Linked DNA regions of Homo sapiens: region 2 is linked to region 1. The links are chromatin contacts, found by Hi-C or POLR2A ChIA-PET in ENCODE. All regions are on one chromosome and are shown on one strand. The core of a region is the stretch at or near the end of the contact, and the rest is flanking DNA. Distances in the headings are between cores, read along the strand shown.

Region 1 (7,203 bases), core at 2,731-5,230:
TCTGTTGGTGGAAATGTCACTGTGATCTAGGTGAGGGAAACATTTTGAGAGCCTGTGGGAACCTCCAATAGCACCTTATAGTAGCTTCTTCTGGTGCCTGTGTAATACTACAATTTCCAGAAGCCTTGTTGATATCCAGCTAAGTGAAAAGAAAGTCCTCAGTTCCAGAGTTCTTACTTCTATTTCTTTTTTTTTTCTTTTCCCTTTTGTTTTTTTTTGAGACAGAGTCTTTTTCTGTCACCCAGGCTGCAGTGCAGTGGCGCAATCTCGGCTCACTGCAACCTCTGCCTCCTGCGTTCAAGCGATTCTCTTGCCTCAGCCTCCTGAGTAGCTGGAACAGATGTGCGTCACCAAGCCCAGCTAATTTTTTTTTTTTTTTTTTTTTTTTTAGTAGAGACAGGATTTCACCATGTTGACCAAGCTGGTCTCGAACTCCTGCCTATCCACCTGCCTCAGCCTCCCAAAGTGCTGCAATTACAGGCATGCGCCACCGTGCCCGGCCCTTACTTCTATTTCTAAATAGCAATGGATTCCACTCTTCCAAGGACCCAGAACTTGCCCTAGGGGTGAGGGTCTTTTGTACATCTTGCAACTGAGAACTTTTGCTAGAATCAGACAGACAACATAGATCTCAGCTCTAATTTTCCAGGAGTGAAGCTGTGGAGCAAGTGAGTTACCTCTCTGTCTCACTTTTTCATCTGTACAATGAGGCTACTAAAACATACATTCCAGGGTTGCTGGGAGAAAAAGACAAGACAAGGTATGTACAACACTTGGCACCAAGGAAGCACACAATTCATGGGAGTAATTACTATCATCCTCACCAAGAGTTCATGATTTACTGGGGGACACCAACACATGTACAGTCAACAGGGTAAAATGCTAAGGATGTGGGGCAAGTGTTGAGTCTGAGCTCAGTAGAAATTTATGAGCCTCAAAGGCCCTAAAACATCCTTGACCACTCAGTTCTATTTCACACCCTTCTTGTACTTCACCAACAAACCAGCAACATGCTTCTGGTTGGCAGCCCTTATAAAAGAATTTACCTTCTATAGTCAAGTCCAAAGCTCTTAACTGCTTACCACATGACAGCCAATAAGACAAGATATTGGGGCAAGGAAGATGACTTTTTTTCAGGGAGCCAGCAATCCTAGAAGATGGCAGACTGATGTACTAAAGAACCATCTTAAGTTGATAGATTGTTAGGCTCCTTTTATGTTAGGGGAAGGGGGAATAGGTAGGGGGTTAAGGTCCACAGTTGACTGGTGACCACAGGCATCTGGGCATCAGCAGGGATCTAGGAGGTTGCAAAACTTCTTTGTTCATGGTCAACTATTTTCCAGATTGACCTTGTTTCTATAAATTTTTAAGATGGCATTGTTATTTGTGTGCATACTTTCTAATCTCCTCAGGGGTCTGTTTCAAAAGAGAGATGGTCATTAGTTCTGAAGTTAAACTATAATCTAAATTCTTTCCATCATTAGCTTGGCCTATGTATAGGAATGAGCAAAGGCAGTTAGCCTGTGAGGTTAGAAGCAAGATGGAGTCAGCTATGTGATATTTCTCCCACTGTTACACATCTCTGAATACAAGAGGAATACATTTCTTCTTTTTGCTGTGTTTGCTTCAAGCCTGTACCACTGAGAAATTGGGTGATCCAGGGAAGTTTTACTTCTCTTGAACCTCAGGCTCTATCTTTGTAACAATGGAGAAATCAATGCCTGCATTCTAGGCCCTTTTGAGGGTGGAGGAAGACAATGGTTGAGAAACTTCTCATCTATAGTTGATCCTCAATGCGTTTGCCCCTTTTCCTGTGGCACTGCTTTGTATTTGGATGGTTCGAGCAGTGCGTAACACATGGAGGAAAGGCAATGGAATGATGACAAATAGTTTGTTGATTTGGTGCTTTGTACATTCACCCACAAATGGCACAGTTTCAGGGCCACTGTCCTTGCCAAATACTATCTGAAGAGCTAGGTTATGAGCCTTTGGAACCCAGATCTGATAAGCATGGAGGAAAACTCCTCAAGGGAGATGAAGCTAGGAGATTAGCAGAATATACTTTCTCCATTTGTCCCACATTTGATGCCAGCAGGCAAACCAGAGCCAGCTGGGCAGTGTACAATTCCCAGAAATAAGGAAAGGGTAGAAGCACCTGTTTTTCCTCTAGCAAAACCAAGGCAAATGGAAAAGCTCAGAAATATATCAGCACCATTAGCAAGAGGCACAACGGGGAAGGCTGGAAATGTGCTGAGGAAAATCACATTGCCGGTCAACGCATAGCTACCTGCTGGAGAAGAGAGTCTGCAGACACACCTCAGCCTGGACAAAGGCCTCCAGGACCGGGAGCTGTGCTCTGCAGGAACTGGGCCCCAGGCACTGAGGACTGAAAACCAGCCCAACAAAGCATACCTGTTTCCATTTGTGAGAGATGAAATGATATGGGTTTTGTGACTCACTAAACCACTTGGAAGGCCAAACAATTACAAAAGCAAGATGCCTGGCTTCTTCTAGCCACATGGAGGGGCCCTCAGACTTGAGTAGCTGTGTGCCACTTGTCTGGGGTGGCTGCACCAAAAGGAACAGTGAGGTTTAGATGCTTGTTATTGTTCATTGTTCAGTTTTGGTTCTGTCTATTTACTTCTAATTCCTCAAATATTATTGTGATTAGTGGTATAGAAAGGAAACGTTCATTTGTGAGCAAAGTGTGTAATAAGAATTTAATAATGAAATTCCCAGAAAAAAAAACTCAGATAGCTAAAGAAACAGCAGTAACATGAGCTCCAAATATCTTGAGTTGTATTGTTAAGGTGAGAATCCATAATGTAAAGGGAATAATGTAAAGGGAATGCTTTGAAATCAAAGGCATAATCCAAGTGTGATAACCTAAAAGGTTGTGGATTTCTTTTAAAGTAGAAATTACATGTGGCTTTGGGAAATCATCAGCTGAAGCATAAGCTATGCTTATGGATTCTCGCTGTGTTGTCACTAAGACCGATTATATAAAGACTTGGCAAATCCATGTACAAATGTAAAACTTCCCACAATGGTATTTCATGGGGATCTCCTTTTACAAAGTGGTCGTTGATCAGGACATTTTTCACTGATATATTCCTTTGGAAGCAATGAATTTTAGATAGGATATGATTATTGTACAATGTGATAGGTAGCTCTGATTATTCAAGCAGCTAGGGCATTATTCAGTGGCAAAGCATTAAGCTACTCTGGAATCTTTCTTCTGTGTAAGCAGGCAGCTGCTGTTGAGACTTTCTCTTTGTGGGTGAATTTGCCCAACCAATGGCAAGCATTCATTGGGAGTAGGGGAATGACGCTGATCACTGTTAATGACAGTTGAAAATGAAATGCTTTAATGAATCTCATACTTGGACTTGGCTGCTGAGCCAGAGCCCTGTACTTGAAGAGCTTAATTATGATGCCTCAAAATTTAGATCTTGACCCTGAACTGCTATGACTTCCTCCCACCCTCAGTTTTGAGAGAAACTTTAAATTCGCTAGGGGATTCAATGTTTTACATGCTTGGTTATGCAAAATGGGAACAGTAGTGTCCAAACAATGGAATAGGCTTCTATATTATTATTTTCATTTAGGCAGTATAACTGACATGATTACCAAAGTCATGTTATAGTACATGTATACAAATTAATTTCATACCAGGGGACTTCACTGGGGGGAAAAAAGGGAAGTCCCTATTTGTGAAAACTATGATTTTGGTTTCTTTCTGAGTAAAGCACTGCTAATCTCTTTGGTGTACAGGAAAGTATGGTATTATGTTCTAAAAATCAGAAGCCCCAGACCTTAATTTCAACTAATCTGATGACATCATTTTGTACTCAGAGTTTCATTTCCCAACAATTTCATGTTTCTTAGTAGGTGGGGAACCCAGAATTGAAAGGCATCAAAAACAGCTAAATATAACCAAAAACCTGCTAACTCACCAGCTTTCTAAAATTCAGGAAGTATCTTTAACTTGATTGCTGAATCTCCAAAGACATGATGATCAGATGACTGGTTAATGGGTATTTTTTCAGACTCTACATGATTATCAGAAATGGCTGCCCTGGCCAATTGTATACCTACGAAGAGGTATTATGTAGAAGAACTTATATTCATCTACTTAATGTGGACCTCAAATATTAAGGATGTTCCTAATGTGTTCTAGACCGGAGTCAGCAATACTTTTCATAAAGAGCCAGATAGTAAATATTTCTAGGCTTTTTGGGCCATATAGCCTCTGTCACAATTCCTCAACTCTGCTCTTGTCACACAAAAGCAGCCATAGACAATGCATAGGTGAATGAATGTGGCTGTGTTTCAATAAAACTAGACTCTCTTAATGCCAAGTATTTGCTGGAATAACACAAATTAATTTATCCTCAAATCTGTTTAACCTATTAATATGTCAGTCAATATTACATTAATATTTTATGAATCTGGTATCATATTATACATGAATTTATCTGAACATTTGGTTAATTCATGAATATTTACTCAATATTAATACTACATCATGAATCTGTTATCAAGTCATATACAGATTTCTTAAAAAATTTCCCTTATTTAGCGTACTTGTGAATAACATCAATAAGCAAGTATCTTAAGTTAACTATCAGGTTATATAGCAGATCCTCTCCCCCTTTTGTAACTCTTTCTGTTACAAGGGATTTTACATTATTATGGTATTGGGAAGTAAGTCTATTTATCCTGTCCCTATCTGTCTTCGTATTAACCATATTCTGTTATAGCTTTTATCTTTGCAGACAGAATAGTTCAAATCTTCATGATTTGTCCTTAAACAACCCCCACTTCCTCATCCTCTTGAACATTTTATGCCTCCATCACTGTCTCTTCAGGTCTTGTGAGTCCTTGAAGTGCAGTGACTAGGCTGGAACATGGTGTTCCAGGTTGGTCACATCACCTCTTCCTAATGATGCCCCATTGTACCTTTTGACTATAGCAAGGAATAAACAAAGTCAGAAGTGTGAAAGTGGGGGAGAAATTGAGAAAGTGCAGGGGATTTAGGGGAGAGAAAAATGGACTACAGGAAAAGAAAACATTGACTTTTGCAAAGTGCTCTAAACTGGCTACAAATGCATTCCGTAATTCTTTAAACCTTAATTGTAACCGCAGTTAAGCTTTCCGGTGTGTTGGAATAAGAACAAAACTAAAATCCTTCTTTGTATAGAAATTATCCTGCAGTAACTTAGAGCCAATATCTCTAGTTAGGATGAGCGCAGTGGCTCATGCCTGTAGTCCCAGCACTTTGGGAGGCTGAGGCAGGTGGATTGCTTGCACCCAAGTAGTTTGAGACCAGCCTGGGCAACATAGCGAAATGCTGTCTCTACAAAAAAATTAAAAAATTAGACGAGCATGGTGTCACGCACCTGTTGTCCTAGCTACTTGGGGGCACTGAGGGGAGAGAATCACTTGAACCTGTAAGGTCAAGGCTGCAGTGAGTCATAATCACGCCACTGCACTCCAGCCTGGATAACAGAGTTAGACCTGTCTCAAAAAAAAAGAGGAAGAGATCTCTGGTTAGAGTTTGTCTCTGATGGATACTAACCATGCAAGTAGTTTACACAAACCACATTCTTTCTGTAGAATGAGAAAATCTTGGATATAATTTAGCATAATGAGCTAAATAACTCTAGACTGAGCTTCGCTGCCCAGACAGGACTCTACTTGTGATCTGGGAAGATCTACCCTTGCACTGAATTCTCTCCTCTTCTCTCCTGACTCTGTGAGAAAAGTTTGCATGAATTTACTGAGATTAGTTATAGAAGGAACTGTGTGTCATTGAAAGTCTTGTACAGAAGTTCACATTAAAATATATCATAGTCATCTTTGGGAATGATTCTGCAAAATTCATAAAACAAAGATCTCTGAAACCCTAAGGCACACTGTGCTGGAGGCTAAGGGAATAATAGTGAGCTGAGTGGTTTCTGCCTACACAGAGCTTCTAATATATTGAGGAAAGAGATCTCAATCAAATTCAATTGCATTTATAAGTATGGTAAGGACAACAAAGGAGAGAGACATTATTCTGTAGGAGAATAACCCTGTCAAAGTGATGACTGATTTAAGATCAAAATGGGAAGGTAAAATTTTCTCAGTACCTGCAAAGGCACTGAGGTGGGAGGGAGCATGCCAATGTAGGGAAATGAAGAAACCCAGTGTGTATGAGCCAAGCTGAATAAAACATGAGAAGAAGCTGGAGAATGAGAGAGACCAGTCCCCAAGCTCTCAAGGAGCAAGAGGAAGCCTTTTCGGCATTTGAAGTGGAGGGATGGCATGATCTCGTGCGTAGTTTTTAAAAGAACCACTCAGGCTACTCTTTTGAGAATATTGTGGGAGGCCAGAGTAGATGCCTATAGACTTATACAGAGGTTAAGGCAGTTGATAAGAGTATAAACAATGATGGTAGCTTACCTCACATGCTTTTTAGATTATAGGCTAGAAGGTGGCCCAAGCCCATATACCATCATGGCACAGTGAATACGTTTTCCTTCTGGATCGTGGAAATGAATATTGTGCCACACAGCTTGATTGACACTCCCCAATGACTTTTAATACTGTGGGATCTCTGGCACATACTTCAGAAGATGAGAAAGGAGTTTTAATTAACCTCTGTTTAGGAATTCCATAGACATAATTTTCATTAACATCTACTTGGTATTTCATCTCCATGAATTCTTTCCAGTGATAAAGCTAGTTGGTTTATCCTCCAGGACTGCTCAGTTCTGAACAGTGGGTCTTAAGTACTCTTTGGATTTCTTTGAAGGCTTTTTTTTATTTTTGTTGACTACCTCTCTACTCATTTTGCCCCAGAAAAAATGTAGTCATTTCTTTGATAAGTGAAATCTAAGAAAGGCTTATTTCATTTGGTACATTAAAGAGATGGAAGAAAGTAACTTTACATAAGAATATAAATGCCAGCTGTCCAGCATATTACAGAATAGATTTCTAAATTTGCTGAAAGGTTAGGAAAATGGATTCTTATGTAGGCTTAAAATTTTTATAATTTTTTTGGCATTCTAGAATGAAATAAAGAAAATCGGTATCATCTTGATCTCATCACCCAGAAGAAAAAAAAAACACTGATACATGGTGAAATATTTTCCTCTCTCATTTTTAAAAAGAATCAGGAATAGATTGTATACATATTTTTCAAATTCTTTCTACTTA
Region 2 (7,203 bases), core at 3,066-5,565, 35 kb before region 1:
TTAGCAGTGTGAGAATGGACTAATACATTATCTCAATATTAAATTTCTTGGGCCAGGCACAGTGGCTCACACCTGTAATCCCAACACTATGGGGGGCCAAGGTGGGCAGATCACTTGAGGCCAGGAGTTCAAGACAAGCCTAACCAACATGGCAAAACCCTGTCTCTACTAAAAATACAAAAATTAGCTGGGTGTATTATTCAGGGTTCTCTTAGAGGGACAGAACTAATAGGATAGATGATAGATAGATGACAGATAGATAGATAGATAGATGATAGATAGATAGATAGATAGATGAGTTTGTTATTAAGTATAAATTACACAATCACAAGGTCCCATAATAGACTGTCTGCAAGCTGAGGAGCAAGGAGAGTCAGTCTGAGTCCCAAAAAGGAAGAACTTGGAGTCCAGTGTTTCAGGGCAGGAAGCATCAGGCACAGAAGAAACATGTAGTCTGGGAGGCTAGGCTCATCTCTCCTTTTCATGTTTTTCTACCTGCTTTGTATTCACTGGAAGCTGATTATATTGGGCCCACCAGATTAAGGGTGGATCTGCCTTCCCCAGCCCACTGACTCAAACGTTAATCTCTTTTGGCAACACCCACACAGACACACCCAGGGTTAATACTTTGTATCCCTTAATCCAATCAAGTCGACACTCTATATTAGACATCACACCAGGTGTGGTGGCACACACCAGTAATCCCAACTACTCGAGAGGCTGAGGTAGGAGAATCACTTGAACCTGGGAGGTGGAGGTTGCAGTGAGCTGAGATCATGCCACTGCACTCCATCCTGGGGAACAGAGTGAGACTGCGTCTTAAAAAAAAAAGAATTCTTGAATGTCATTATGCTACTGTGATTATACAGAAGAATATCTGTGTTCTTTCATGTTTAAGGGAATAGATTTCTGCTATCTGCAACTTTCTATCAAATGCTTCAGAACATGTATATATGTGTGTGTGTGTAACACACACACACACGCACACACAGATAAAACAGTGATCATATATACACATTTATAAGCATAAAACATATACACATAGATAAAGCAAATTTGGCAAATGTTAAATAATTGTATGTGTGTCAGTGTCTGTGTGTGTGTGTGTGTGTGAAGATTTCTCTCTCTCTAAAATCTAGAGAGCAATCCCCTCTAAGCCATTTACCTTGGAGTCTTTCCCTGGCCCCCATTTCTCTCACATGCTTACTTGAATATAATTCTTGCAAAGTAACATTCATTTTAAATCCTGAACAGATTAATTACATCTCTGAGGTTCTAAGCTCTCACCCAACCTCCTCCAACCTCTAACCCCCAACCTCCACAGTTCATTTTCTTAAAGCTTACATTCTCTTAAAAACTGCATTTTTCCTCATGGCTCATTCTGAATGAGAATGACCCAGAGAGGGTTTGCCTAATTTTCATGAGCTTTGCTCACTAAGGTGCTATTTGCTGGGGCAAGTGGTAAAAAGAGATTATCTGCCCCAGAGATTCACTTCATAGAGGTAGTCTGCAGCACCTTGGGGATTTAAAAAAATTTATAAAAATTTATAAAATTCTCCTGGAGTTCTAGTAAATATCGAGGAAAAATTTAGTGAAAAAATCCACCTTCCTTCAATATCATTATATCTGGGTTCCCATCTCTCATCTTTTATTGGCTTTTTCATAACAGACATTTATTATTACATGTCTAAATCTGACATTTTGTGGCTTTGTTTTGGAAACTGCCTTATACCTCAAGGAACTTTCCTAAAGTCTCTGATGAGAAGCTTTTGTAGAAAGCTTAGGGAATTCAGAGCCACCATCTTGGATAGCTTTGTAGAAGCTTACTTGTTTCCAAGAGAATGCACAGAGAGATTCTAATTGCCAAAGAGAAAGTAAGTTTTATACTTGATTTTTTATATATGTGAATCCTGAAGATAAAAAACTATATCTATGGGAAATAAAAAGTAAAATTTGTCCTTTATGAGACTCAATAGTGATTTTTCAACCTCTGCCTCTGTAACCAGTTAGCAATAAGGAAAAAAACACATATCTCCTATTATCTCTACATATTATTTTTACCCTTTGCTTATGACCATGAAATTCTAATTCTTACCTTCGATCAGTTGGATTCTCATTTTCTTGAATCATCTAACGTTCGTTTATGTGTGGTATTATAAAAGAAATCAGTTAGAGAACAGAAAGTAAGACAGAGGATGGGCTGCTACCACAGAATGTGTAGAGAGGGTGTTAGAAACAGGATATACTGGGGGTTTCAATCACAAATGCACACAACAGCCAGAGGCAATCTTTCTGAGTGAAGCAAGCTCAAGGATAAAAGTTACTTTCTCTCTGGCAATTAGAATCTCTCCATGTGTCCTCTTAGAAATGTGGAGCTTTTTCCAGTTTCACTTTTGTTTTTCCCACTTTTAATAGTCATCTGGGCACAGAAAAATATTTTTCTAGTCTAAGAAAAACAACAATACAAGTAAAATAACAAAGCAACTGACATGTGGCTTCAGGGTAGAGAAATAATGAGAGGAGCCTGGGGTGAACTCTCTCTCTAAGAGAATGGAGAGGGCAGGCACCACTTCATAGAGAAGCCACAGGATAGCATAAATAGATTGCTGACAGGCGAGAATGTGAGTCCCATGGCGACTGCTATGGTCTGAATGTGGGTATCCCCCCACCAGATTCATAGGTTAGAACCTAACACTCAATGTGACAATATCAAGTGGTGGGGCCTTTGAAATGTGATTAAGTCATACAGATCCACCCTCATAATTAGGATTAGCATCCTTATAAAAGAGGCTTAAAGGAGCACCCTTGCTCCTTCTGCCATGTGAGATCACAGCAATAAGTCACCAGCCCCTACCAGACACTGAATTTGCTGATACTTGGTTTTGGACTTCCCAGCCTCCAGAATTGTGAGCAATCAGTTTCTTTTTGTTTGCTTGTTTGTTTTTGAGATGGAATCTCACTCTGTTGCCCACACTGGAGTGCCATGGTGTGACCTCGGCTCACTGCAATCTCCACCTTCCCAGTTCAAGTGATTCTTCTGCCTCAGCCTCCTGAGTAGCTGGGATTACATGCACCCACCACCACGCCTGGCTAATTTTTGTATCTTTAGTAGATACGGGGTTTTGCCACATTGGCCAGGCTGGTCTCGAACTCCTAGCCTCAGCTGATCCACCTGCCTCAGCCTCCCAAAGTGCTGGGATTACAGGCGTGAGCCACCACACCCAGGCAATAAGTTTCTATTATTTATAATTTACCCAATCCAAGGCATTTTGTTATAGCAGCATGAACAGACAGACAGCGACAAACATGGATTTTCAAGAAGAGCTGCAGATACAGATTTTATAGTAAAATCTCTTAATTTTAAAATTTTGACCCAAACAATTTTGGACCAAAAAAAAAAAAAAAAAAGGAAAAGTCCATGAGCTTCATTCAACTTCAGTGCTATAGCTGCCATTTATATAGCCTTTGCTTTATATATAAATGAAAACATTATAAGTTGAAATATGTGATTGGCTTAAATTGCAATAGAAGGGTTAAAAGTTAACATTACGAAAAATATGAATTCCTAGAAGATTTGTGTAGTTGAAGATGGTTGTTCTCTCCTTTTAAGAAATGTGTTCATGAAAAGGAGAAACAGCAGGATAATTTTGAGACCAGCCCGACTTCACATTAGACGTGCAATATCCCCTGATGATCAGAACTCATTGCCTTTTGAATTCAGGAAGGGCATAAGTCAACTGACTCAAGCAAAGAAATAAATTTGCGTTGGCCTAGAAGCATTAAATAGCTTAAACCAGTTTAAATGTTGCATCATATAAGACATATTCTACAACTACAGGAAAATAAATCAGTATATCCCAAATACACTTGAAGGTGGGTCTGATGGATCTCCGTGGACAGCGCAAAGGTCCTCCATACCATATAAACAATGAGAGACGTTGTGTGCCTTTCGGTCTGAATGGAGCATGGTGTGTTTCTCTTGGCACCACATCCTCCCCATGCAAGAAGCCCTGGCACACAGGATTTCTGTGAATCACCTGATCTGCCCTTGCATTATTAGTCAGCAGGAGGCAAAAGATATGGTAAAGAGGCCAAGGGGAAAATCATCCTTCCGTTTAACTCATTAATGTGTTTCTCTCATTGGAAATGTCAAGGTAGAAATTAGCTTAAACCTCCCTGTTTCTACCGTATGGAGCAAAAGTTAGTTTCATGATTTCAGCCAATAAAGGAAGTCCACAGGTCTGGAAGAGGGCCTGAGAAGGGCCAGGAGGCGATGCAGGCCATGGTTTCTTTGGCAGGAACTGACAAGGCGCCCAGCCTGCCAAGTCTCCAGGCAGCTGCTCTGCTACTCTCAGCCCTGCTGGTGGCTTTTCTTCCTCCATAAGGAAGCAATTTTTCCAGCACACTGTATGTTAGCCAGAGAAAGTCTACCTTCCCATTAAATTTTTTTAAAAAGAAAGAACAGTGGATGAAAGGTTAATTCCCTAGCTTTTGTCTTATCGTTTTCAGTTTCTAGTTAGGTCACCAGCAATGCTAATGGTTTATTCAGAGGGTGTGAGTGACAAGGTTTTATTGCCTCCGAAAGCACTTCTACTCCCTCTGCCTCCTGTCACCCACTGCCCACTACCCCACCCCAACCACATGCTAAGGAACAAGGGAAATTCTGGGGATGGATGGCTGGAATAAAAGAAGATGGGACTGAGGGCCCCTGTATGTGGTGACCCGAGTCTGCATTCCTGACCTAAAAAGAGGCCAACCAAAAGGAGCAAGGGCAGCAGGCTGCAGCTAAATAAGAAAGATAAACACATTTGTTCCTCTGCTCTTCCTCCTCCCCTCCCCTTCTTTCTTCCTCTCCCCTCCTTTTGCCTCCCTTCCCCTCCCCTTCCCCCATTTCCTTCTTTCTCTACTCATGAACATTGAAGATTAATGGATTTGTAATACCGGAGAGAAAGGAGCATTTGAGGAGTATATATTCACTTCACAAACGGCCCATTCTGGCCCTTTTGGTCCCTATGAACTGGGTTTCCAAGGTGTCTCTGATTCCTTTTTTGCCTAAAGAAGACCCTAACCCTAGCCCCAGCCCACCTTGAGATGGCATTAAATGGAGCTCCCCTGTGCCTCTGGTCCTGGCTGGAAATGTGTTCCACAAAACCCCCAAACATTTCCTTGTGACATGAATGAGCAGAACACTGCTGTGACTTCATGGACTTTATTATTACCAGCAACTCCTCCTTTGGCTTCAGAAAGGACTGCCGGTTTACAGAGCAAACCTGCACAACACCCTGTAGATGGCAATATAGGAGGCATTGTTCTCTCAGAAGCATGGCCCTGAGGCTGGAAAATGCCTTCCACCTGTTTTGTTTTTCTGTGTAGGAAGTGTAAGAGAAGGGAGCAAATGACAAGCAAGAAGCGTGGCTGGCTCTGAGCAGGTTCTTGCTCTTAATCTGAATTTTAAAAGTGGAATTAAACAATAATAAAGATAATGCTTTAGAAAATCTCTTTAATGGGACATGACCCCATCATGTCAATTTTTTTTTAATGACTGTATTGAGGGCAGTGCAAGCTAGGCAAGCCCTGGGAAGACTGTGTTTTGTGCTCAGATGCAGATAGCGAAGCCAGCTCAACTCTGATGCACAGAACACGGGCACACTGGCAAGCAGATGCTATGACTGAAGCCATATTGGTAGCCAGGCCAATCTCTCAGCCACCCATAGAACAGCAGATACTCACGGGTTTGCAACTTGGCTTTTTGGATGTATACAAAGGATCTGCTTTCCTTTGGCTCAGGAGACCTAACTGGAGGCCTCTATTCCATAAAATAAATTTCCAATGTCTGTCATTTGCTAGACAGCCAGAAGAGCTATGATGTCATGAGGCCTGTTTTGCCTGGGCCGTTTTGTGACCTGGGAACAGCCTTCACTTCTCCGGGCCTTGATCTCCTTGTCTCTAAAAGGAGCAAATTGATCAATGGTGGTCAAGTATCACAACCTAGAGTGAAAAACACATTTTACTTTAGGACTCAAAATAGATATAACATGTATATTTTTATTTAATTTAATAATTATAATATGCATATTGGCCAGGCACGGTGGCTCACACCTGTAATCCCAGCACTTTGGGAGGCCAAGGCGGGCAGATCATGAGGTCAGGAGATTGAGACCATCCTGGCCAACATGGTGAAACTCCGTCTCTACTAAAAATACAAAAAATTAGCTGGGCATGGTGGCAGGCGCCTGTAGTCCCAGCTACTCAGGAGGCTGACGCAGGAGAATGGCGTGAACCCGGAGGGTGGAGCTTTCAGTGAGCCGAAATCGCGCCACTGCAATCCAGCCTGGGCAATAGAATGAGACTCTGACTCAAAAAAAAGAAAAATGCATATTAAGTAACTGCAGTGAAATATTTTTTACAATAGTATTACCCTTACCACCTGCGGTATACTCTGATTTTTTTATGTTTCTCTATCTGTTTAATGCTGGTCAGGAGCCATTAAATTAATTTTATGACCTGTTGGATGGATCACAACTCACAGCTTAAAATCTCTCATTTACATCTTTCATTCATTCATTCATTCATTCAGCAAACATTTATTAAACACCAACATGTACCAGGTCACCATTCTAAGTTCAGGAGTGAGCTAAATGGGCAAAAATATCTGTCTCATAAAGCTTACATTCTGGAAGTATGTATATATGATATAAATATGTCATATATATACACACACATATATAGATATAAATAGTAAGCTATATAGTATATCAGATGATATAGCAGATATTGTCAGTGCTCCACCCACATCCTTGGACCTCAGCATTCTGGTACACTCCCTGATATTCCAGGGATCAGCATCTACATCAGGTCTTAGGTCTTTTTCCAAAGTTACAGAAGGCTTATTTGCCCACCTTGAGGAGAAGTGCCATGAAATCAATACTCCACTCCCAAAGAGCCCACAATCTATGACTAATGGAAGCTGGCATGTAAATATCCCAGCTCCTTCTCCATTTGGGTGGAATAACTATAAGGCATCTCCTGAATAAACCACTTACACTTGAAATCCTGGCACAAGATCTACTTCTGGGGAAACTAAAACTGTGAAAGAAGGTGATGAGTGCTATGGCATACAGTAATAGAGAAAGAGGACAGTGAGGGCCATGGGAGGTCATTTTAAATGGGGAGGTCAGGGAAGTCATCACTGAGAGGAAACAA

Evidence for each region. A loop is a pair of places that touch in the nucleus more often than their neighbours do. ChIA-PET counts read pairs that join two places held with the same protein, here RNA polymerase II (POLR2A). Pooled maps may share reads with other maps.
Region 2: a pooled map shows a loop between it and region 1 (2.5-fold over the local background). The contact joins two enhancer-like sites. A Hi-C loop is called at or near these places in 2 of 168 maps with a recorded cell type or tissue (GM12878 and gastrocnemius medialis), 1 of 37 single-sample maps with no recorded cell type and 3 of 50 pooled maps. POLR2A ChIA-PET finds 5 or more read pairs at or near these places in 2 of 52 experiments (GM10248 and GM12878).

The regions. Positions count from the first base shown.
Region 1 is chr5:35,209,053-35,216,255 of GRCh38, reverse strand. The region is part of intron 1 of PRLR (prolactin receptor); the gene reads left to right. Among named protein-coding and RNA genes, the nearest start is that of PRLR, 18 kb to the left of the region's middle. Within about 2 kb of position 3,980, at least 5 of the 41 ENCODE cell types and tissues checked have a DNase peak (open chromatin) inside an H3K27ac peak, as active enhancers do.
Region 2 is chr5:35,244,688-35,251,890 of GRCh38, reverse strand. No RefSeq gene overlaps it. Among named protein-coding and RNA genes, the nearest start is that of PRLR, 18 kb to the right of the region's middle. Within about 2 kb of position 4,315, at least 12 of the 41 ENCODE cell types and tissues checked have a DNase peak (open chromatin) inside an H3K27ac peak, as active enhancers do.